Linked DNA regions of Homo sapiens: regions 1 and 2 are each linked to region 3. The links are chromatin loops, found by intact Hi-C in ENCODE. Cell type or tissue: mammary epithelial cell. All regions are shown on one strand. Links, peaks and the distances in the headings refer to the core of each region. The heading gives the core; the rest is flanking DNA. Region 1 has its middle 770 kb from the start of MIR4318. Region 2 overlaps LOC105372077 (a long non-coding RNA gene). Region 3 has its middle 120 kb from the start of MIR4318.

Region 1 (7,607 bases), core at 3,060-5,559, 650 kb after region 3:
ACCTGCTTGAGAGAATACGAGGAGAAGTGTATGGAGGGAGAAGCAAAAGGAGATGAGGAAACCCATTTCATAGAATAAGGTTTTTTCTGTGTCTTTCCATTCACTTATGTAGCTACCTCTCTTTGTGAGAAAGCCTCAAAATACTCCCAATGAAATTTATACAGAGAGTAACAATGCTGCTAAAATAATAATTAAAAAACAATCAGAGCAATTGACCACACACGGCTCTTAATAGAGAACTATTTATCTGTCCTCCCTTGGCTGACACTGGTGACATTTCTGTTCTGCATGTAAAATCTCAGAGGCCAGCCTAGGTGCTTTTCTGAGCTGAACAGCCTTCCCTATCCCTCTGTTGTGTTTAGGTTTGGTCTTCCACAAAATGAGCCTGCTGTAAAATATAGCATGTAACAAAGACAGGGTTTCATCCTCTTCCTTGGAACTATACTTTCTTTCCAGGAAGAAACTGCTTTCTAAAAGTTTGTGTTTGTTTGTTTGTTTGTTTAAAAGAGAGACGTTCTTGCTCTGTCACCCAGGCTGCTGAAGTGCAGTGGTGTGATCATGAATCACTGCAGCCTTGAACTCCTGGGCTCAAGCAATCCTCCCAGCTCAGCCTACTGAGTAGGTGGGATTATAGGCATGTACCACCATGTCCAGCTAATTTTTTGGACAAGGTCTCACTATGTTCCCCAGGTTGGTCTTAAACTCATAGCCTTAAGCCATCCTTCCATCTTGGCTTCCCAAAGTGCTAGAAATATAGGCATGAGCCACCACACCTAATCTAGAAGTCTTGAAGAGAGGAATATGCAATGCAGCATGTCGACCCCTCTGGGGGTCTCCGTCCCCCCATTGTGGAGCACAGAGTGTACTTATTTTAAGAAACAACAATAAAATACAATAAGAAAAACAAACCTACAAATGAACAAAAAACTCTTCTCTAACTCTAAGGGCCACAACTGGGGCTACGAAAGCCTGTCATGGACTCTTCTCTCTCTCTTCAGTTGGCAGCAAACCTCTGGTAATTTGTAGACACTTAGGTGTAGCCTGGTCCATCTTTGCTCCCCTTACAAATTTTACCTAATTGCTTGTACACAGAGAGGCCCTTTCTACATCTTTACTTGCTGTAGGTCTTGTCTCCTGTTTTTTTTTCATGACTTCTTATCTATTTCTTTCTGTCCCTGTCACTGATATATTTTTACCATTTAACTCTCTCCTAAAAAACAAAACAAAACAAACACAGCTCTCACTTGGTGTGAATGCTCACTTTTGCTTCCAGATTCCACCCTCCTCCATCTCTTTCTTGAATCCTGTCATCCCCCAAACACATTCTTCTCTGAAGAGAGCAACTGGGTCCTTCATATGTTGAGTTTCTTTCAAAGGACCCTGCAATCAATAGCTATTTGTTGATTTTTTAAAATTTTGACATTCCTTAGAATTTTGATATGCAAGCTTTATACTAATCATTCAAATTTTTACATTTATTTAAATTTTTTTTTTTTATTTTGAGACTGAGTCTCGCTCTGTCACCCGGGCTGCAAGCTCTACCTCCCGGGTTCATACCATTCTCCTGCCTCAGCTCCCCGAGTAGCTGGGACTATAGGTGCCCACCACCACGCCCAGCTAATTTTTTGTATTTTTAGTAGAGATGGGGTTTCACCGTGTTAGCCAGGATGGTCTCAATCTCTTTGACCTTGTGATCTGCCTGCCTCGGCCTCCAAAGTGCTGGGATTACAGGCGTGAGCCACCGTGCCCGGCCCATTAATCAATTTTTAATTGAGTATCTATGTGTTAAACATTTTCCTAAACAATACATAATTTCCTCAAAAGTCATTGATTCAGGAATAAAGATAAATTAAACTAAAAACTAAACATATAAATAAGACGGAATATTTTGCTAACAATGGGAGTTTGAATTTTTACCACTGTAATCTGAGACCCCAGGATTTTTATCTCTGTTCACATGTGGAAAAAGCTAGAGGAACATTTCTGGTTTGTTGTGAGAGAAAAGAAGGAGTTTTGGAGATGTTAAAATAAGTTTCTCCAGCCTTCACTTCCAAGGGTATGCTAAGGAACGGTAAGATCTATGGATATAGAGCCTCTGGCTAAAACTGTTTCGTACAGTTCATTTTAGGAAAATAAACTTGCCTCTGTCCAGAGACAAGTGAGAAGATGCTGGATGGGGATAATGATGGAGAGAAGTAGTGTTGCAGGACAGAACTTTTCATGACAGAACTCTCTATTTCCATGTCTTACGTAATCCTTATTCACTTACCTGGGGCTGTCATTCCTGCCTCTGTGCCCTCAAGAGCAAAGGCAGCCAGCACAGTGACATTTTAATAATAATACTTTGTACTTATACAGCACCTGTCAGCCAATGATCTCAAAGTACTTTCCCTGAGATTAACTCATTAATCCTCACAAGGTTAAGTGACTTCCCCAAGGTCACAGAAAAGTGAATGTCAGGGGCAGGCGAGAGCTGTGAGTTTCCTGGCTCTCATCAAACTCTCAAGGTTGTCTACCTGCCTGCCTACCACAAGGCCACTTCCGACATAACCCAGACTCACAAAGCCACCATGAGTTTGTAAATCCACACTTCTGTGTTCCATGTAAATCCTTTTGCTTCATCAGTCTAGTGGTCAGACATCTCTGTTTAGAAAGTACCCAATCCACAGCTGGAAACATAAGTTTCTGGGAGGGGCAGGGATGGCTGAAATATACCACCTTATAGAATGTACAACCTTGCTCACTTTGCACAAACCAGTCCGAACGCGTGATGCTGGGTTTTCCTGTTGAGGATGTCTGAGAAGTTAGACCCCATGCCTTCCTCAGTTGTCCTCCCCTGACCCAATCCCCACTTCTGGTCAGGGATATCTGGCCTTTTCCAACCATAAGTTTTACCTACTTTTATTTATGCATTTTTTTCTCTCTAGTTAAATGTTGGTCAGTTGGGGAGCTTTAACTTTTTTTTTTTTTTTTTTGATATGGAGTCTCGCTCTGTTGCCCAGGCTGGAGTGCAGTGACATGATCTTGGCTCACTGCAAGCTCCGCCTCCCAGGTTCACGCCATTCTCCTGCCTCAGCCTCCCAAGTAGCTGGGACTACAGGTGCCCACCACCATGACCGGCTATTTTTTTTATATTTTAGTAGAGACAGGGTTTCACCATGTGTTAGCCAGGATGGTCTGGATCTCCTGACCTTGTGATCCACCCACCTCGGCCTGCCAAAGTGTTGGGATTACAGGCGTGAGCCACCGCGTCCAGCCTAACTTCATATTAAATAGTGATTTGTCATCCAGCAGTCAGCGACTTCTCAGAAAGAGGCTCTAAGACTACATGGCCTCAAGGAATCTGCATGTGTTGGGGGAAGATGGATTCAGGTCTGAACTGATCATGGGAATGAAGGCAGATTGTAAACAGAACTTGGGGTAGGACACGGCTATTTGCCATTTTATCAAAAGGAGGCCTGCAGATCAATTATACTAATTTTATCTGGAGTTTACAGCTCGCTCCCTTTTCACGAGCTGCTAATCTGCTTATTTCTCTCCATTCCCTCTCTGAACAGAAAATGAGGGTAATATCTTAAGGAAAGCAACTGGATGTTGCCCACACCTCTGCTCTATTTTCTCTGAGTTCTTACATTAGAGAGGCAACAAGAAGTGAAATGCCTAGGCTGCATATGTGCTGGGCTCAGTTCACCCCTATCTACACACTCCTCTGTCACAAGTTTAAACAAAGAAGCAGTTGACCACCATTTGCCAAGATGGTAGCTATGGCTACCCCAGGATAAGGAAGGCTTGAATGAAGGATCAAGACAGCATTTAGATGTGGTGGCAGTGAAGGGCTTTGGTGTTGATGGAAGGGTCCCACCTGATTCCATGGTGAAGGCAGAGTTCATGTTTCTGTCGCTGCAGGGGTTTGAAAGGAACCTGAAATCCAATCTGGTTGTTGAAGGCTTGGGGTCTTCAAACAATGCCAGCAAGCAATGCATTATAGTATTGTATTGAAGAAGTGTCTCATGGCCACAGGGAAGAACCCTACTTTTCATTTCCTGTAACCCCTGTCCTCACATCTTCTCATATAGGATTGGCAGGTAGGTGGAGCACTGTAAATGTCTAATTAACTGCCCTGTTACTTTAAAGGAGAAGGTCTAGAAACAATGCACCCCGCAACAAAAACTGTCTAACTCATTATGGACACAAAACATGAACTTCAGGCAGTCCTTAGGCCGGTGGAAGAGAGATTGAAGAGGCTAGTGAAACCAGGAAGCCCATATCAGATCTCAGGATGCACCATGCAGACATTTTCTCTCCTCTTCTCCCACTAAGACTGCAGCTTCCATTGAGGCCACGAAGCTGTCACCGAAGTGTACAACTGCCTCATTACCAGAGAGAGGAGCTGCACACTGGGAACCTCATTGGCCCCCTGGGGCATAGAGACCCAGGATCACAGCATGGCAATGCACCCCCTGCTGGCTTTTATTGTATGCTAATGTAATGGGCCATCAGTCTGAAGGCTGTCTGAGCATAGAAACAGGATTTCTTTTTGTCTAGTTGGAACAGTCATTTGAAATTCTAGCAAGCAGAAATGAGTGTGAGTGTTACAGGAAGGAAGGAAGGAGGAAGACATAAAGTAGAAAGGGAAGATGAATGAAAATGGGTGAAATAAAAGATTTTATGAGGGAAAATGAGAGAAATTCAGAGAGCTTTCTGCTTTAATGAAGTGTAACTTAAACAAAAATGCGGGGTAACGGACCAGCGTATACTTCTCATTGCAGAACACCAAAAAATAGCCACGAGGCCAAGGTTGCACACAGCAGGGAAGCCCAAGGTCATCCAGCTTCTAAAGAATGAGAAATCCAGCACTGGCACATCTCCTGAGTGTGTTTCCTTGGGGAAGAGTTGCCACTTACTGTGCTCTTTTCCTTCTTTACAGAAATGACATAATTCTCCTAATGTAATGCAAAAGGTTTCCATGCTGCCTTTGAAATGCCTTTCTCTCACACAGGCATCTATTTCCTGGAGTGACTTTGCAGACACTATTATCAAGTAGGTGGAAAGAAAGGAAATAGGAAGAGAGGGAAAAGGAGAAGGAGGAAGGAAAAAAGGTTAGAAAAAAGGGAAGAAAGTGAGGAAGAAAGTGTCCACGAAAAGAGTCAAACTAAAATATTTGAAGAGTTTTATTCTGAGCCAAATATGAGTGACCATGGCCCATGACACAGCACTCAGGAGGCCCTGAGAACATGTGCCCAAGATGGTCAGGGTAGAGCTTGGTTTTATATATTTTACAGAGGCATGAGACATGCCTCCTAAATACATTTAATAAATAACACTGATTTTTTTCAGAAAGGTGGGACAACTCAAAGGAGGTAGGGAGAGCTTCCAGGCTATAGGTAAATTTAAACATTTTCTGATTGACAATTGGTCGAGTTTGTCTAAAGACCTGGGATGGAGAGAAAGGAAATGTTCAGGCTAAGATAAAAGACTGTGGAGACCCAGGTTCTTTTGAAATCTTATAGTGGCTGCTCTTAGAGATAATAGATAACAAGTGTTTCTGATTCAGACCTTTAAAATGTGCTAGACTCTTACTTAATCTCTTCAGGATTGGGAGGGCCTGGAAGAAAAAACTAGCTATGTTAAGAGATTCTTTACAGATGTACATGCCCCTCCCCACAAAGGACAGCTTTGCAGGACCATTTCAAAATATGGCAAAGAAACATGCTTTTGGGGTAAAATAATTTGACTTTCTTCTTTGTCACATAATGTTATGCCAGAGTCAGACTGGAAAGTAAGTGATGATATATAGGGTTAAACAAAACCCATCTGATGAGAATTTATGGTTTGTAGGGCGTGACTCCAAAGACCCCTTACATAGGAATTTGGGCAAGATTAAAAAAAAAAAAAAAATCAGAGCTTAGTCCTCAAAAGGGAGGAGGAAAGCGTTCAGCCTAACTAATTGTGAACCACATGCTAGATGTGGTGCCCATTTTACTTGTGGCAATTTTACTTAGACTTCTACCTCATGCTCAGATTGTTCCCAAGCAGGGCCCTACAGAGAGAGTTACATAAACTCACCCAGGGAAGAAGCTCTACAGCCTCAGTTCATCATTTCTTTCTCTCTGGTCTTCCCCAAGCTTCCAGTCTGTGAGGTGCACAGCCGGGTGCACCTGTACCCCAATCATTAGGATCCTTTTCCTCTTTCAGCTGAGTATGGGACCATTAAAACAGAAAGCAAGGCTGCATGACCTCCTGCTTTTGCATATTTCATATGTGACATGTTGCAGACTTGAGCACATATCAGGTTTTCAATACACATCTGGATTAGTCATTTCCTTTGATAATACAAATTTTTTAACAAATAAAATTATTCCAAGGAATATGTAAGTTTTAGACGTATCAAAAAGTGTCCCATGGCATCCTCTTTGTTGTGATAGAAAAGTATACAGCACCATTGGGTCTTTTTCCATGCTGACACTCCTCTCTGTGATGTATTGAAGCCATTTGGTATTAACAAACTAAATTGAAAAACTAGTGAGTCTGCCTTTCCGGGCCCAATCCAGCATGCTGTCCATGTGAGGCTTAAATGGAAAAATACTGTAAAAAGACTTATTTTAATTTGATGTCAGGAACAGAGCCAAAAGATGGCCTGGCACAGCACAGCAGGCAGGAGGAGCTATCATCAGGACTCCTTCTCTCTTGATCAAAAACTCAAGCACATTCTTTGACTTTATGTTGTCATTTGCTGTATTAAAGATTCAATTCTTTTTAAGCACTCACCGGGACCATCCTCCATGGGGCATGGTTACAGGAAGGCAGTATTTAAAGGAGTTAGTGAGGCTGATTGAGAACAGCTCTGGGGCCTACGTTCTGCCACCAGTTTGGCTATATGATAGTGGACGAATATCAGACTGTCACCCCTTGTCTGTGCCTTGGTTTCTGTCTGTGAAGCAAGGAGTTGAACTAGGTGAAATCTAGTAACTTCCAGCCTTCACCTCCCTGCTTAATCTACTAGCTCCACACCAAAAATTCAGCAGAAACTTCAAACCCTGAATACTTCTATGTGCTTCCTACATTAGCACCCATGGTTCCTCTGACTTTCTTAAAGATACCTGGTCTTACACAAGATTTTAATCCTAATGTCCAACAAGGTCAAAAAGATTTAGCTTCTGAAATGAAAAGATTAATGTTTCCATGGATGGGAGAGAAACCAGAGGGAAATTGTTGCTGGAACGTGAGAATTCTATCTTGTAGGGTTTTTTTTTTTCCCCACAGCAAATAAGGTTTATGGATTGCAATGAGGAGTCTGTCGCATTAAAATAAGTCTTTTTACAGTATTTTCCCATTTAAGCCTCACATGGACAGCATGCTGGATTGGGCCCGGAAAGGCAGACTCACTAGTTTTTCAATTTAGTTTGTTAATAGCCTGCCTTTCATAAAAGCATCAGGCACAATCACACCAATCCCTAAATCAATAGGATGATGCAGCAATGCCTCACAGGAATGATATTTTTGAAATAAATATATACCATTCAGCCAGGCCCGTTTGACATCAAATTTATATACTCAATAAGAAAGCACAATTAATGGTCCCGAACTGTGTTTTCCTTCACCTATTT
Region 2 (7,607 bases), core at 2,777-5,276, 1.0 Mb after region 3:
CAGAAATAAAAAAAAAGACGAAAAGTAGAAAAACACTGCAAAAGGTGAAAATGAAGATCTTGAATGTGTATTAAAGAGTGGATCCACTGGCATTGCAGTGAACACATGCCACATAATTGTATGCTGATCATGAAACAAGCAAAGATCTATCATCTATCACGAACTGAAAGTTGAAGGGAACTGTGAATATTCAAAAGACTGATTGTAGATATTAAAGAAAAGACACAGCATTAAATTTATAAAGATTTGTGGAGACAAAGCATCTGCTGATTATGAAGCAGTGGAAAAGTTCATTGATAGGTTTGCCAAGGTTTGCTGATAAAAGTTTTACACAACAACAAAGTTATAATGCTGATGTATTCTGACTGTTTGGTATTATTGCTCCAGAAAGACATAGAGTACAGCTGATGAGACAGTTACCCCAGGAACTAAAGATGCTAACAAGTAACAGTGCTGGGATATGCTAATGCAGCAGGCATACATAAATGTCAACTTGCTGTGATAAGAATAAGTTTGCATCCACACTGTTTTCAAAGAGTAAATTTCTTATCACTCTATTATTTTGCTAACACAAGACATAGATCACCAGGGACATCCTTTCTGACTGGTTTCATGCATATTTTTTACCAGCGGCTTGTGCTCACTGCAGGGAAGCTAGAATGGACGAGTATTACAAGATTTTGTTATTCCTTGACAATTGTTCTGCTCATCCTCCAGCAGAAATTCTCATCAAAAATAATGTTTATGCCATGTACTTTTCCCCAAATGTAACTTCCTTAATTCATCCATGTGACTAGAGTATCTTTAGATAAATGAAGAGTAAATATAAAATCATTCTCTTGAACAGCATGTTAGCAGCAGTGAACAGAGGTATGGGTGTGGAAGATTTTCAAAAGGAATTTAGCATAAAAGATGCCCTATATGCTGTTGCTAATACTTAGAACACAGTGAGTAAGGACACAGTTGTGCATGTCTGGCACAACCTCTGGTGTGCAATTATGTTCAGTGATGATATTAAACAAGATAGTGACTTTGAAGGATTCCGTATGTCAAGTGAGAAAAAAGTGATATATGACCTCTTTATGTATGCAAAAGATATATCTTCAGAGGCAGTCAGTAAGCAGGAAGTGGATATTGAAGTTTTCTACATTGATTATGAGGCTCCAGTTGTTCATTCATTGACTGTTGATGAAATAACCACAATGGTTCTGAATCAAGGTGATCATGAAAATAGTGATGATAAAGATAAGATTGCTAACACTACAGAAAATGTACCTATAGACAACATGGTAAAAATGTATGATGGGCTTATTGAAGTGCTAGAAAGGATGCATTTGCAACAGAACAAGAAATTATGTCAGTTTATAAAATCAAAGAGAGATTTCCAAACAAAAAATATTGTTAATGAGGCAGATGGTTCTGGAGAAAACATTTTAAAAAGCTATCCAGCAGAATGCCTCCTCATCACTAGAAGACCCACTTCCTGGTCCCTGAATCTGATGTTCCTTCTCACCTGAAAACATAAAAGACCATGTACAGTAAATTTTTAATCAAAGTACACTATTGTAGGTAGAGATTGGAAAGCCTGGCATTGTTTGTTGTCGCTATTGTTTAAGAGCTGATACAGGTATTCTGGTGATGCTACGTGCCGCTTATTTACCCTGAACACATTATCTTTTCCCAGTACTAATGACATGTCATATATTTTACTGTTAAGTACTTATGTATAAATAGGGACAAGGAAATGCTGGCTTACTGGTAGCACATAAAATCAGAGTCAGAAATCATGGTGATGCCATACAATCACAGATTGTACACATGAGTGGCTAAGATAGTGACATCTTTGCTTTCTGATGGTTCATTGTACACAAACTTTGTTTCATACACAAAAGTATTTTAAAATATTGTATAAAATTGCATTCAGGCTATGTGTATAAGGTGTATTATAAACAAAAATGAATTTTGTGTTTGGACTTGTGCTGCATCCTTAAGATATTTCATTAAGCATATTCAAATATTTCAAAATCCAAAAAAAAAATTGAAACACTTTTGGTCCCAAGAAATTTCATTAAGAGATACTCAGTTTGTATTCAACTGTGACACATTTAAAACTCATCGAAACTAGTTTTCCAAGCCAAGATATTTGGCCTGGGTTGGGCCCAAACATGATTATTCTTTACACATTGCTCAGGTGATCCTCTTGACAGTTGTGAGTGGAGACTTCTAATCGAACAGTGGCACTGTCAGGAGTGTGATGTGGTTGAAGAAAGCGTCACAGAGTTGAGGACAACTGAACTGAGCTTCAAAGTCTAGAAAGATGCAGAAAGGATGGAAGGAAAGGAGAGTGTTTTTCTTCTGAACAAAGAAACAGATCAGCAACATGTAAAATTTATTCGAAGGGTGAAACCAGCGGGTCTGATCAAAGGAGAATGGTTCAGGAAAGAAATAGAGGCTTTGTAAGTTAGAAAGGAATTATATTTTTTTAAATAGCATTTTGAGATTGTAGCCATGATACTACTGTCTTCAAAAGCCTGTGGTATGAAGTGATTGTAGAGTAACTGTTCTGCTGTTGGAACCTCTGATTTCCATTTTCTTACAATATTTTCACAAAGCCAGGCTCCTACAGATGACGTTCCTCCAGTCCCATGGTGATTTAGGGACTAGGAATAAACACAAGACTTTAGTTTCCTGTCTGGTGGTTTTCATGGGCATGACATTCATTTTGAGATCTAAAAAGAAAAACAAAATAATAGGAGCTATAAATTAAAGTCTCCCAGAAAACCAGCTTGAAATGAGCATACCACTGATAAATATGTCAAGATACAAATATTATTTATTTGCTTCCAAATGAAACAAAGATTACAGAATTTCTTCAGTAATGTCTAAAATTAGAGTAAATTTAATTTGTCTTTGTTATGGGTTTTAGTAATCTAAAGGAGCTTACACAGAATAAAAATAAAGGGGTCATAGAAAATCTCACACTTTGGGCAGCCAAGAAATATTTTCTGTGTGTGTGTGTGTGTGTGTGTGTGTGTATGTATGTGTAAGCTATATATATATATATATATGTAAAGATTTGACATAAAATACCATCTTTATATGATTTAATGCTTTTATAAGCTATGTTCCTAACCTAGAGCCCCTGAATCCTTCAGATTCTTGCAAGGTCATAATGGACAGGGTGAGGATCCTACTCACAAGTTATTTTCAATATTTCAAGAAGTCTATCAAAAATCATATATTTACTCATGATGGAGCTGCAAAGAATAAGTACATTTGAGTCAATTTGCTTGAGGCTGAAATTATATCATTTTACTGTCCAAATAATGAATGTCCTTTGTGTTTTTAAACTAGATAGAAGCTCTGATTAGTTGCTGATGGCATCTCAAATATTTAGCATCATATGGAAATAAACTAAGGAGAGTGTCTTTGGTGGTTAAAAAGTTTGAATAATGGCTGTAAATATTCATATTTGTTTTTAAAATTTTATACAGAAAAGGCTGAATTATAAAAATTACATGTTGAGTCTATTTTTAAATTCAATCCTCTTTGGAAATTTGAAGATGGTTGTGACCATCCAATGACCCTGTCAAATTTGATTGTCTACATACTAAAATTTCTAAAAATGCGGGCTTCTGAGGAATTGTGTGCTTATCATAGAATAATGTTGCCATAGAAAATTAACCATGGAAGATACTAATGGGCACCATAGGGGCCAGAGGAAATATCTACCACAAAACTGTCTTCTGCAGTACTCTTTCATCCATCCACTCATCCATTATGAACATATTTCAGCCACCCCTAGATCATTGGCACTCTGCTCTGCCCCCTGCGGGTACAAAGATGGCAAGACACAATGGCTCTCTGAGTTTGCTGCCCCATTCATTTTGTCCACACAACACATCCTTCAAGTCTTATTGACATGAATTATTGGAGCTTAAGGGTAGTAAGATTGGTTAGAGTAAGACAAGGTCTGAATTCTAAAGGAAATGAAAGACTTGGAAAGCAATTGGAATAGGAACTCATACATGGAGTGAAAAAGGTGGAATTCATTGAAAAGAATGAACCAAGAAATTTCAGATCAACACACCACATCTGTATCTGGCTAGTAGTATTATTGTCACTACTTAAATTTTAGCATCCAACCAGTTTCTTCAAAACTAGTTCTTACGGGGGACAGAATTTATCTAAAATGTGTAGAGAAACTTAGCCAAAAATTATTGGTTAAATAAAAAATGTGTCATTGCAAAGTTTGCTGTGAAAAACAAAGCACTGAAAGTGTGGAGGAGGACAGATGTCTGCAGTGTTAGCTTTGTGCTGTGTGAGTAACTTTGCCCTGCATGGCCTGAGTTGGAGTTTAGTTTAACTGAATGCTGTCTAGAATTACATATACTTTATCCAGTGAAGATAAAAAAGTAGAAATTATTGACTCACTATCACTAGACAAAAACTGGTCACCTGGTAGATATTCAAACAATATAAATTATTACATAGCTGTGAATATATTTAGAAGAATTGTATCAGATTAATTATGTAAATTGTACAAATAGAATTTTCTATTTCTGGCTCCCAAATCTATCCAAAATGTCTTTAGTTTCTTAAACAGTAAAATAATAGTCTGTCTACTAGATTCTACCAAGTCAAGAAACTGGCCTCGTATATTTTAAAAATATTAGTAATAGCATATTAAAAATATTATTTGAAGCATACTTATATCTGAGGTTTCATTCCCTGGGCATTTTAATTAATGGAGTTTTAATTCATATAGATAACTTATGCTTAATATTCCTTGAAAAAAAGGAATTTTTGTAATTGTTGAGGAAAGGCAAAGTAGTTGATAGATATGGAAATTTATATACTAATTGTGTAAGCAGATCTTCAGTAGAGCATTCAATGCACCCCCTATTTGCCAAAGTATGTGGGGAAGTTATCAATTTTAATACTATCGGATATTTAAGAAAACTAGGAACTTTGTTTTAATCCACATCTGTGAGAATCCCCAAAAGGTTCTGTGAATGCTTGCAGTGGTGGACTGTATATTCAGAGATCATCCCAATGTCTCTCCAGCAACTCAGCTGCAGTCCCTTCCACTTTAGGGCTGCAGAATAAAAGAAAAAAAAATTCTCCTGGGATGGGACTTACTGGTACCAAAGCAGACAGACACATGGCCCAGGTTTGTTACTTTGCTGTCTGAGCTTTGACAGTTCCCTGTTATCTTTCACTATGACAATGTGAAGGGCACTTTTGCACTTTGAGCCTTGGGGAAAATTCAGTTGATACAACCTCCCTCTACTACTTTCTAATAGTGATCCACTTGCTAACTCCAACATCCAACAAGTTGAACCAGTGGCAAGAAGTGTAAAGAAGTAAGGCTTACCTAACATCAAATAAAAGAGAAATGTGAACAAACAAACAAATAAAAAACCTTTTTCCATGAAACGAGAAATGAGGAGAACAGACGCTATAAAGCCAGGTGAAGGTCACTCTGCAGTTCTTCCTTATGCTTTAAAAGCTGTGTTTAATTGTTATTCACGATGCACTGTGGGCAGAACAATTAGTTGTATCTATATTAGATCTAAGCTGTAATTATTTGTTACATTAATCATGACTAGAGTGAGAATTTAATTAGTCATGAACATTAAGTGAATTTTTCTGAAGCGGGGGAAGAATGTTTTCTGTTGTTTGATGCATCTGATTAAGAGAGGGCATCGCAGCTAGCTGGTACACTGGAAGAAGCTGAACCCTCAAGCTTTGCTATCTATTGACAAATCTGAATTCAGGTGATCTCACATCTCTGCATTTGTGCTTCCTATCCAAATGGTAACTCTTTGTGCAGGTTCCTCGGCATGTGTAAATAGGCACCATGTATATCAACTGTCACCAGTAATTCAGAAGGGCCATTGGATGTCAATATTACCCAATTCCTGTTTGTTCCTTTTATTTATTCTCTGCCCCTCTTTTCTTAATAACAAAAATGTTACCAGAGAAATTCCAGAAAATAGGGGAGAAATGTCCAGAGAGAAGTCTACATTGAGTTAGATTAGTATTTATCTCTGTGATGTGTTTTGAAAGGAACCGAACGTTTGGTATTCATCTAATCACACACAGCTAATATCCAGTGCCTCAAAGCTCTGCAATGTGTACTCATTTTAAATTAGAAATGTAAAGACTTCTGGGGGGTACTTGGGGGAGGAAACAAAGCATAAATGTGGTGGCTGTGATAGTGTGGGACACAATGTTTGATAATGCAACACATTTAATGAGTCACATACGTAGGGCTGTTATCGCCTCAAACAGCTCTACCCTGCTGATGCAAGTGAAAACTTTTAGACAAACTCAGCGTTCTTTTGCTCATTACACTGACCTGTCAAAAATGACAACTTGGCCCAGTCTGGTTATTCCATGCTGACAAGGTACCATTCAGGCTTTGCGGCAATAATGTCAGCTTTTAAAGGTGCAATGTACTTAAGAAAGCTCATTTCTATGATTTGGCCAAAAAGAGTCATTTTCCTTGTCAGTGGTGAGGAATGCCTTAGTTTCCTTTAAATTAGGAGTCGTTTTCATGGAGATTGTTCCTGGAAAACCTGCAGAAAGGAGAGAAGCTATTTTTTTGAAAGATTTAAAATAGTTTAGCCTACTGAGCAATGGTGTGATTACCCAGTGTGTTGAAGACAGCTAGGGATGCTCAACTCTGCCCAAATCATATTTCAAAACAACCAATAGTGCAACAAATAAAACTTCAATTTGATCATGAACAGTATGCACCATTGCCTGCAAGCAGAGAGCAGTGAGTTGGAAAGCTCTTTCTATGGAGTTTGGGGCCACAATATACAGAATCTGGGGTAAGAAAAAGGGAGCAACATGACAGATGCTATATTCCTGGTCTACAGGCAAATTTCTTAGCTTTGTCCAGAAACAAGCAACAAAAAGAATGTTAGTGTTGGGTTTTACAATAGCCCCAACACAAATGTTAGGAGAACTGTTAATGAGCTGATAAATTGGGACAAAAGACAGGTAAATAGAAATAAACTGATACTTCCTTCTATAATTTTTCCACTAATATATTGTGGTTCAGTCCACTCATATGCCAAGTTCAAATCTGAAATGTCTTCACTCAATTATTTCAACATACTACTTCCACAATTCAATAGATATGTAGATTACATAGATAGATAGATAGAGACATAGACATAGACATAGACAGATAGAGCTGGTTTTATATCAACCATGAAGATACCTAAGATTTTCACCAACACCTGTAGATCCCAATCCAACTGTATTAGCCCTGTGGTTTTTTGCTCCCTGTTTCAAATTCTTTGGTTCTAGGACTAATGACAATCTTTTATCAACTCCTGTGGAAGGCTCCAATAGAAGACTATGGGAGCACAGTTCTTTTTTAAAAAAAAATACACTCTCCATTTTAATATGAGAATCCTTTGGGTGTGCTTTAGACTGTATTTACAATATACTCAGACTCTAGGGTTCTGAGCACTGCCAGCCAACTCTTTCTATGTGATGAAAAGAGGAAAGACCCAAAACAGGATTTGTTTGCCTATGCTTTCTTTCCTTTTTCTTATGTTAAAAAACTAAAATCTACCCAGAATATT
Region 3 (7,607 bases), core at 1,937-4,436:
GATAGGGTGACATTTGAGCAGCTGAAGGAAATAAGTAATGAGACATAGACTGTCTGGGGAGAGCGTGTCCCATATAGAGGCACGGAACCCAGCCTGTTGGGGAGGAAGGTGTTTACAATGTGGTACAAGGGAGGAGACAGCAGTAGAGAGCGTGGAGAGGAATGAGGATCAGATTGGACATGTGCATGTTGTGGGGGACAGCATGCAGTTTATTATCCAGTCGGGGCCCTAGATAGTGAAAGGAGGTGCTGTTAGTAATTGCACTAGGATAGACGTGAGTGCCAGGGTCTGAGGCAGGCCAGGGTGTGTAGCCACCTGACATGAAGGCCAGTATGAGGCGTTGGCTCTCACTCCAGGTGGGTGAGGAGCCTTGGAGGCTGTCAGCAGAGGGCAGGAGTGGTTGGATGTTAGTTCCATATTGACTGGGAAGCTATAAGGTTTACTGGCAGATTGGATGGGGGCTGCGAGAGAAAAGGAGGGTTAAACATGACTCCACAGTCTGAGCAACCGGAAGACGGAGTTGCCTCTATGGAAGTGCCAGGAGACTGCTGGAAAATAATATTTGAGTAGAAATGAAAGAGTTTGGTTGTTCGTTACCTTTGATGCATGTTACCTTTGATGCGTGTTACTTTTGATGTTCTTATTTGACATTTGAGTGAAGGTGTCATATTTAGTTAGAAGCAGGAGTCTTCAGGAGATATCCATCTATCTATCTATTTTACTATCTATCAATCTATCTATCTGGTATTAGAAGCCCTCAGAGCAGGGTGAGATCTCTGAGAGAGTGAGTACAGAGAAGAGAGCAAGGACTGAGCGCTGGGCCCTGCAAAGTTTACAGATTAGAAGGACCAGCCCCAGAAAATAAGGCTGAGAAGAAACAGGCAGAGAGGTGGGAAGGAGGCAAGTGGCATGATGTCCTAAGCCAAGTGAGAAAAATATTTCCAGGATCTACCACAACCTGTACAGGATGTTTTGGGACAGCGACTTGGAGCAGCATTTGGTGGGAGAGGACGGAAGCTGTGAGACGTCAGCTCTGAGCCCTGAGTCCAGGGCTGGTCCTGTGGAGACAGGGGTTGCTATGTCATGAGCAGTGTGTGTGTGAGTATGAGGTGTGGGAGGAAAGGTAGTAAGAAGCTGAGAAAATGCCTCAAGCTGACCTCTCCCAAGGGAGTTGGAGCCATGAGTACCTGGGCACCCTGAGGTGAACACTCCTTGCTCTGTGGGTCTCTAGTATCTAACAATAAGACCCCACCTGCACCTATTGATACACCTCAGGGTGAGAGGCAAAGAAACATCACTGGGAAACTACAGACACGCAATCAGGACTTTTCTCTAATGTAAAGAGAACTTAGGGTCAGGATTCAGGGATCAAATCTAGCTTCCTTGTTTGGCCTCTCTGAGTCTTTGTCCCTTTGCCTCTAAAACTGAGTATTTCCTTGCCTTATCTGAGCTTATGTAAGGGCTAAATGGGACATGCTATACCAAAAACAATTTATGGAGACCCAGTTCACTATAAGAGTACAATGCATTCATCTTCTTCATCTTTGTAACTTTCGCTACTCCTTTCTGTTTAAATTGAAACAGATCTGGAGGCTTGTTTTCTAGAGGAACAACAATGAAAAAAACAAGCAACAGGGAAAGTAGTCTTTGGTTAGTGAGTATTCAGGAAATTTCGGGGCAAAACAAGGAAGGTGATTGGAACCCTAATAAGATCGCTTCCAGCATAAGGATGACAGTGATGGCAGAGAGGAGACTTCATACTTGGACATAGCTTTGTGAGCTCCTAAAGAAGCCCAGCTCATAGTCTGCCCTTCCAGATAGCCTGCTGAAGGAACAGTGAAGTTTGGAGCTGAAACAGCTTCCTGAGCAGAAATCTAGTTCATTTCCCCATGCTCAGGAGAGTGGCTTAGAAGCCACCATCTCTGCCTTTTTTTCCTGTTGCTGTCTGTGGCTGACTGTGGCAGGTGGGAAGCTCTGGGAGCTCCAGCTCTGTCCTCTGTCCTTGCAGACACCCAGGGTGGGTGACCACAGCCTATGAAGTAAGCCAGTCCTTAATCCATGGAGCACATGCCCAGATACAGGGACATGGTGCCATAATGGACACTCCAAAATGCCTACTCCCCATGGTTGGACCATGTCCAGATGACGTTTTTTTTTTTTGTTGTTGTTTGTTTGTTTGTTTGTTTTTGAGACAGAGTTTCACTTTTGTCACCCAGGATGGAGTGCAATGGCACGATCTCGGCTCACTGCAACCTCCATCTCCCGGGTACAAGCGATTCTCCTGCCTCAGCCTCCCGGGTAGCTGGGATTACAGGCACGTGCCACCACGCTGGCTAATTTTTGTATTTTTAGTAGAGATGGGGTTTCACCATGTTGGCCAGGCTGGTGTCGAACTCCTGACTTCAGGTGATCTGCCTGCCTCAGCCTCCCAAAGTGCTGGGATTACAGGCATTGAATCACCGCGCACGGCCGAGGTGACTTGTTTTTGATTAAAGGATGCTGCCCGGTCCTCTGCGATGAGCCCACCCTCCAATCCTCATAGTCTCCACTTGACATCAGCAGGGTCACGAAGGACTCAGATGACCAAGAGGGGGCTCTTCCTTGAGAAGATGCAAGTAGAGGTATCACCTGCCTAAAGGTCCTGCCCAGGGATAGATGCTTGCAGGGTCAGGGGACAGGGCAGGGGCGTTTCATTGTGGGAAGAGGGGAAGAGGGTGTGGTGGGGGGCATGGCCTCTGGAGTTGGGGCAGCCTACCACCTGAATGGTCCGAAGGTCAGGCTTGTAGCAACGGGGTTCCTGGGGTGGGAGGAGGGTGGGGGCTGAGTTTGGTTTTTACTGACGTCCACTTTAGCCTGTGCCAGTCTTGCCCATGGCAGAGCCCCTGTTCATGCCCTAAGTTTAGACATTTTCCAGAGCCAGCCTCAGGGCAGTGTTTCCCATGAGCACAGAGTTCTGGTTGAGCCTTCAGCTCCTTCAAGCTGAAGGACTGCTGAGAGCCTGCAGTGAGCTCCCTCAGGGCTAGCATTTTAACCACTTTTAGTGCTTAATTCTGCACAGCCTCTTATATTATCGCATGGGTCAAACTCCTCTCTTCAAGCTGCAGAAGCAACAGGTGTGTCTCCCACCCCCTCCCCCAGCCCTTCCCTTTCCCCTACTGCCCTGCTCCAAGAAGAGCCTGGCCCAGGGGTCAGGAAGCACCAAAGGTGTTTCAGTGGTGATGCTCCACAGTGACAGTTCGGGCACCAGCAACCAAGTGACGGTGGTGGGGAGGTGCATTCCAGGCCCCGTAGCCTCAAAAGTCAGCTCGCGTGGCCACCTCCCTTCTGCACCTGAGGCCTTGCGGCTGGCGCTGTGTCTGCTCAGGGGCCTAAATAAAGCCGAAAAAGGAAGGAGATGCTGTTCGCCTTCCCAGATGGGACCACCAGGGGGCAGTGGAGCACACTCGCAGGCTGCAGGCTGCCGGCCGCCTCAGGACTAGGAAAAGGCGTCGGGAGCTGCTGTGGCAGGGGAAACAGGCGACCCTAGGGTCAGAAATCATCTTCAGAGCACCGGGTCTCCTCTCAGAGAATGGCAGGACTGTGCATTGGCTTCAAACCAGCCAGCTTTTATCGTCACTCAGAAGCTGCCCAACCCTAACAACCCCATCATCATTTTGTTCCGAATCATCACCCTTATTTTACTGGCATGAAGAGCCCAGAGAGGTTGAGTAACTGCACTGAAGCCACACAGCCATGAAAGTGGTCGAGCACTGGATTTTCACAGTGGGATTTTTTAACGCCAAGGATCTTCCTCATTGCTTTACAACGGTTAGTCCAGTTCTCACCTGGGAAGAAGATGCCCTGGCCCCCTTCACACCATTATCAGAATCTCTTGGAGGAGGGAAGGGTCTTTCCTGAATCTCAGGTTTTAACAAGCTTCCCAGGTGATTCTGGCACGCATGTGGAATGGGAATCCTGCACTTGTAGCAACACCTGACCTGAACTCTATTGTAAAGGAAGCGTATTTTTCCCTTAGTCTCCTTCCCACCCACTCCCCACTCATGCTGAGCTTCCAGTCCCCCACACCCAGTCCCCAGCCCCAGCCCCAGCCCCAGCCCATGATGTCAACCGTGCACCTCTGAAATCTCCCTCCCGCCAAGGACTTGTCTGCATCCCACCTGGCTTCCCGTCCTCGCCCTCTGACAGACACTGACACTGAGCTGCCCTTTACCGCCATACCTTCCAAAGTGACAACAAGTTAATCTGATTAAAAAAATCAATTCTGGTGGGATTAAGATAGAAAGTTGCCCCAACAACCAGCCAATCCCAGGTATCATGGGAATTTAAAACCGGACTTTCTGGACATAAAATCACAGTCTGAGCTTTTAATCCAGAAATGCTACAACGAGGGTGGGAATTTCAGGAAGAAGGGGGAGAAGCATTTGGAAAGATGGAGATCCTTGACTTTGGGGTCAGGGATTGAGGGGTGTTTTATCTATACTGTGAAGGTGACAAATGCCAGCTTCAGGTTTTTGTTTTATTGAAAGGAACATGTATTGGTTTTTCCATTATAGAGACAATAGATATGCATGCAAAATATCCAAGCAATATAGAAAATTGTAAAGGGAAATGAAAAGCGCAATGATTCCTACCACCTAGCTGAGTTAAGATGTCAGATAACATCTGTTCTGACACCACTCTATAAGTATGATGAACAATTGCTAAACTTTATTGAGCACCTACTATGTGTCAGACATAGTGCCGTGTGCTTCTCATAAACTCTGCCCTCTAATTCTCACATGTCCCATAGGAAGGAGGAGATGGAGATTTTATAAATAAGGAAACTAGAACTAGAGAAGTTGAATAGCTTGTCCAGAGTGAAATACTATGTGATAGAGCAGGAATCCAATTCAGGTTCCTCTCACTCAGAACCGAAGTTCTTACTCAGCTTCTGATACTGGCTATGTATGCAGACACAAACACAACTTGAAGACATACACACAGAATGCATGCACATACACCACCCCACAAAGCTCTCACATGCACCCTCAGACACACAGAACTCGCATACATACACCACCCCGCAGAGTTCACACATGCACCCACAGACGCACACACAGAACTCACACACACCACCCCGCAGAGTTCACACATGCACCCCGCAGACACATAGAACTCACACACACCACTCCGCAGAGTTCACACATGCACCCCACAGACACACAGAACTCACACACATACGCCACCCCACAGAGTTCATACATGCACCCCACAGACACACACACAGAACTCACAAACATACACCACCCCACAGAGTTCACACATGCACCCCCAGACACACACAACTCACACACATACACCACCCCACAGAGTTCACACACGCACCCCACAGACACACACACAGAACTCACACAGACATACACTGCCCCACAGAGCTCACACACTCACCCCACAGACACACACACAGAGCTCACACACACACACCACCCCACAGAACTCACACATTCATATGCTGCCCCATAGAGCTCACACATGCACCAAACAGACATACACAGAGCTCACACACACATACACCACCCCACAGGGATCACATACTCCACCACACAGAACTCACACATATACCCCACAGACACACACACACAACACAGAGCTCACACATGCACCCCACAGACACACACACACACACCACCCCACAGGGCTCACACATGTACCCCACAGACACACACACACATACACCACCCACAGAGCTCACACACATACCCCACAACCACACACAGAACTCACACATACACTACCCACAGAGCTCACACATGCACCCCACAGACACACGCAGAACTCACACACACACCACCCCACAGAGCTCACACATGCACTCCACAGACACACACAGCTCACACACACATACACTGCTCTGCAGAGCTCATATATGCACCCCACAGACACACACACAGAACTCACATGTAAATACATCCCTCCACAGAACTCACAATGCACCCTATAGACACACATACACACACACACAGAACTCCCACATAAATACACCACTACACAGAACTCACACACAAATATACCACACATGCACATAGAACTCACATGAAAATACATTCCCCCAGACAGAACTCGCAGTGCACCCTGTAGAGACACACACACATATACACATACACATACACAGAACTCCCATATAAATATACCACACATGCAGAACTTATAAATATACCACACATGCACCTAGAACACACATGCAAATATACCACACATACACAGAACTCATATGCATACATTGCAGACAGACAACCCACAGACACTCACAGAATGCACACACATACAGTACACACATGTACTTCACACACATTACCACTGACACACAGATCTCTTGCACACACATTGACGGTATACACACAAAGCACACACATACAGTACACACATGTACTTCACACACATTACCACTGACACACAGATCTCTTGCACACACATTGACGGTATACACACAAAGCTCACACATATGCACACACTGCCGACAAAGACAGAGAACCCACATGGACACACAAACCTCATAGATTTACACACAGGACTCACATTACATATGTACACACTAGACAGCGCGCACCCACAACCATACAGACACATACACACATAAAGGCTGTCTTAGTTCATTTTCTGTTGCTACACAGAAATTTATGAAGAGGAGAAGTTTATTAAACTCATGGTTCTGGAGAATGGGAAATCTAACAGCATGGCATCGGCGTCTGTGGAGGGCCTTTGTGCTGTATTATAACATGGTGGAAGGTATGACATAGCAAGAATGAGGGAGCGTGCATGCATGCGTGTCCACTGAGGCCTCTTTCTCTTCTTATAAAACCCCCAGTTCCATCATGGGGTCTCCACTCTGATGATTTGTCTAATCTTAATTACTTCCCAAAGGCCCCACCTCCAATCAACATGTTAATTTTGGGATTAAGTTCCCAACACGTGAAATTAAGGAGACATATTCAAAGCATAGCAGAAAAATAGACCCACACATACATGCATGGGCTCTCTTGAATCTGATTTTTTCTTTTGATTCAATATGTACATAGAAGTTTTATTTTTTAAAAGCTTGCATAGGCCTGTGCAGTGGTTCACACCTGTAATCCCAGTGCTTTGGGTTGAGGAGAGAGAATTGCTTGAATGCAGGAGTCTGAGACAAGCCTGGGAAACAGAAATACTCTGTCTCTACAAAAAAATGAAAAAATAAAATTAGCCAGGCATGGTGGTGCATGCCTGTACTCTCAGTTACTCAGGGGGCAGACGTGGGAGGATTGCTTGAGCCCAGAAGTTTGAGGCTGCAGTGAGCCGTGATTGCACCACTGCACTCCAGCCTGGTGACAGAGCGAGACCCTGTCTTTAAAAAAAAAAAAAAAAGAAATAGAAAGCTTGTGTAGTATTCAATTGTGTAGATCAATCACATTGTAGCTAATCAAATCCTACTGGTGGTAATATGAGTTTATTTAAAATATTTGAATTAAAATAACAAAAAAGGAAAGCTATTGGTTTTTCATGATGTACCAGGCTACATGTATTACGTAACTTAATCTTTACATCAACTCTGCAAGCAGAAACCGAAGTTCAGAGAATTTTAGAGCTTCTAA

What was found. Peaks named below come from ENCODE experiments on the same cell type or tissue, not always from the same donor. Only the 100,000 strongest peaks of a DNase experiment are listed, where the experiment ranks them.
Region 1: it touches region 3 in a loop (4-fold over the local background); 3 of 110 quality-filtered maps call a loop at or near these places.
Region 2: a loop joins it to region 3, with 12 times the contacts of the local background. A loop is called at or near these places in 2 of 110 quality-filtered maps.

The regions. Positions count from the first base shown.
Region 1 is chr18:38,423,004-38,430,610 of GRCh38, forward strand. No RefSeq gene overlaps it. Among named protein-coding and RNA genes, the nearest start is that of MIR4318, 770 kb to the left of the region's middle. RefSeq lists an enhancer at 4,175-4,732. In mammary epithelial cell, for the core only: a CTCF peak has its summit at 4,475 (motif pointing left); no DNase peak of the experiment used is centred there.
Region 2 is chr18:38,786,665-38,794,271 of GRCh38, forward strand. The region is part of intron 1 of LOC105372077 (a long non-coding RNA gene); the gene reads left to right. Among named protein-coding and RNA genes, the nearest start is that of MIR924, 830 kb to the right of the region's middle. In mammary epithelial cell, for the core only: a CTCF peak has its summit at 3,827 (motif pointing left); no DNase peak of the experiment used is centred there.
Region 3 is chr18:37,775,281-37,782,887 of GRCh38, forward strand. No RefSeq gene overlaps it. Among named protein-coding and RNA genes, the nearest start is that of MIR4318, 120 kb to the left of the region's middle. In mammary epithelial cell, for the core only: a CTCF peak has its summit at 3,421 (motif pointing right); no DNase peak of the experiment used is centred there.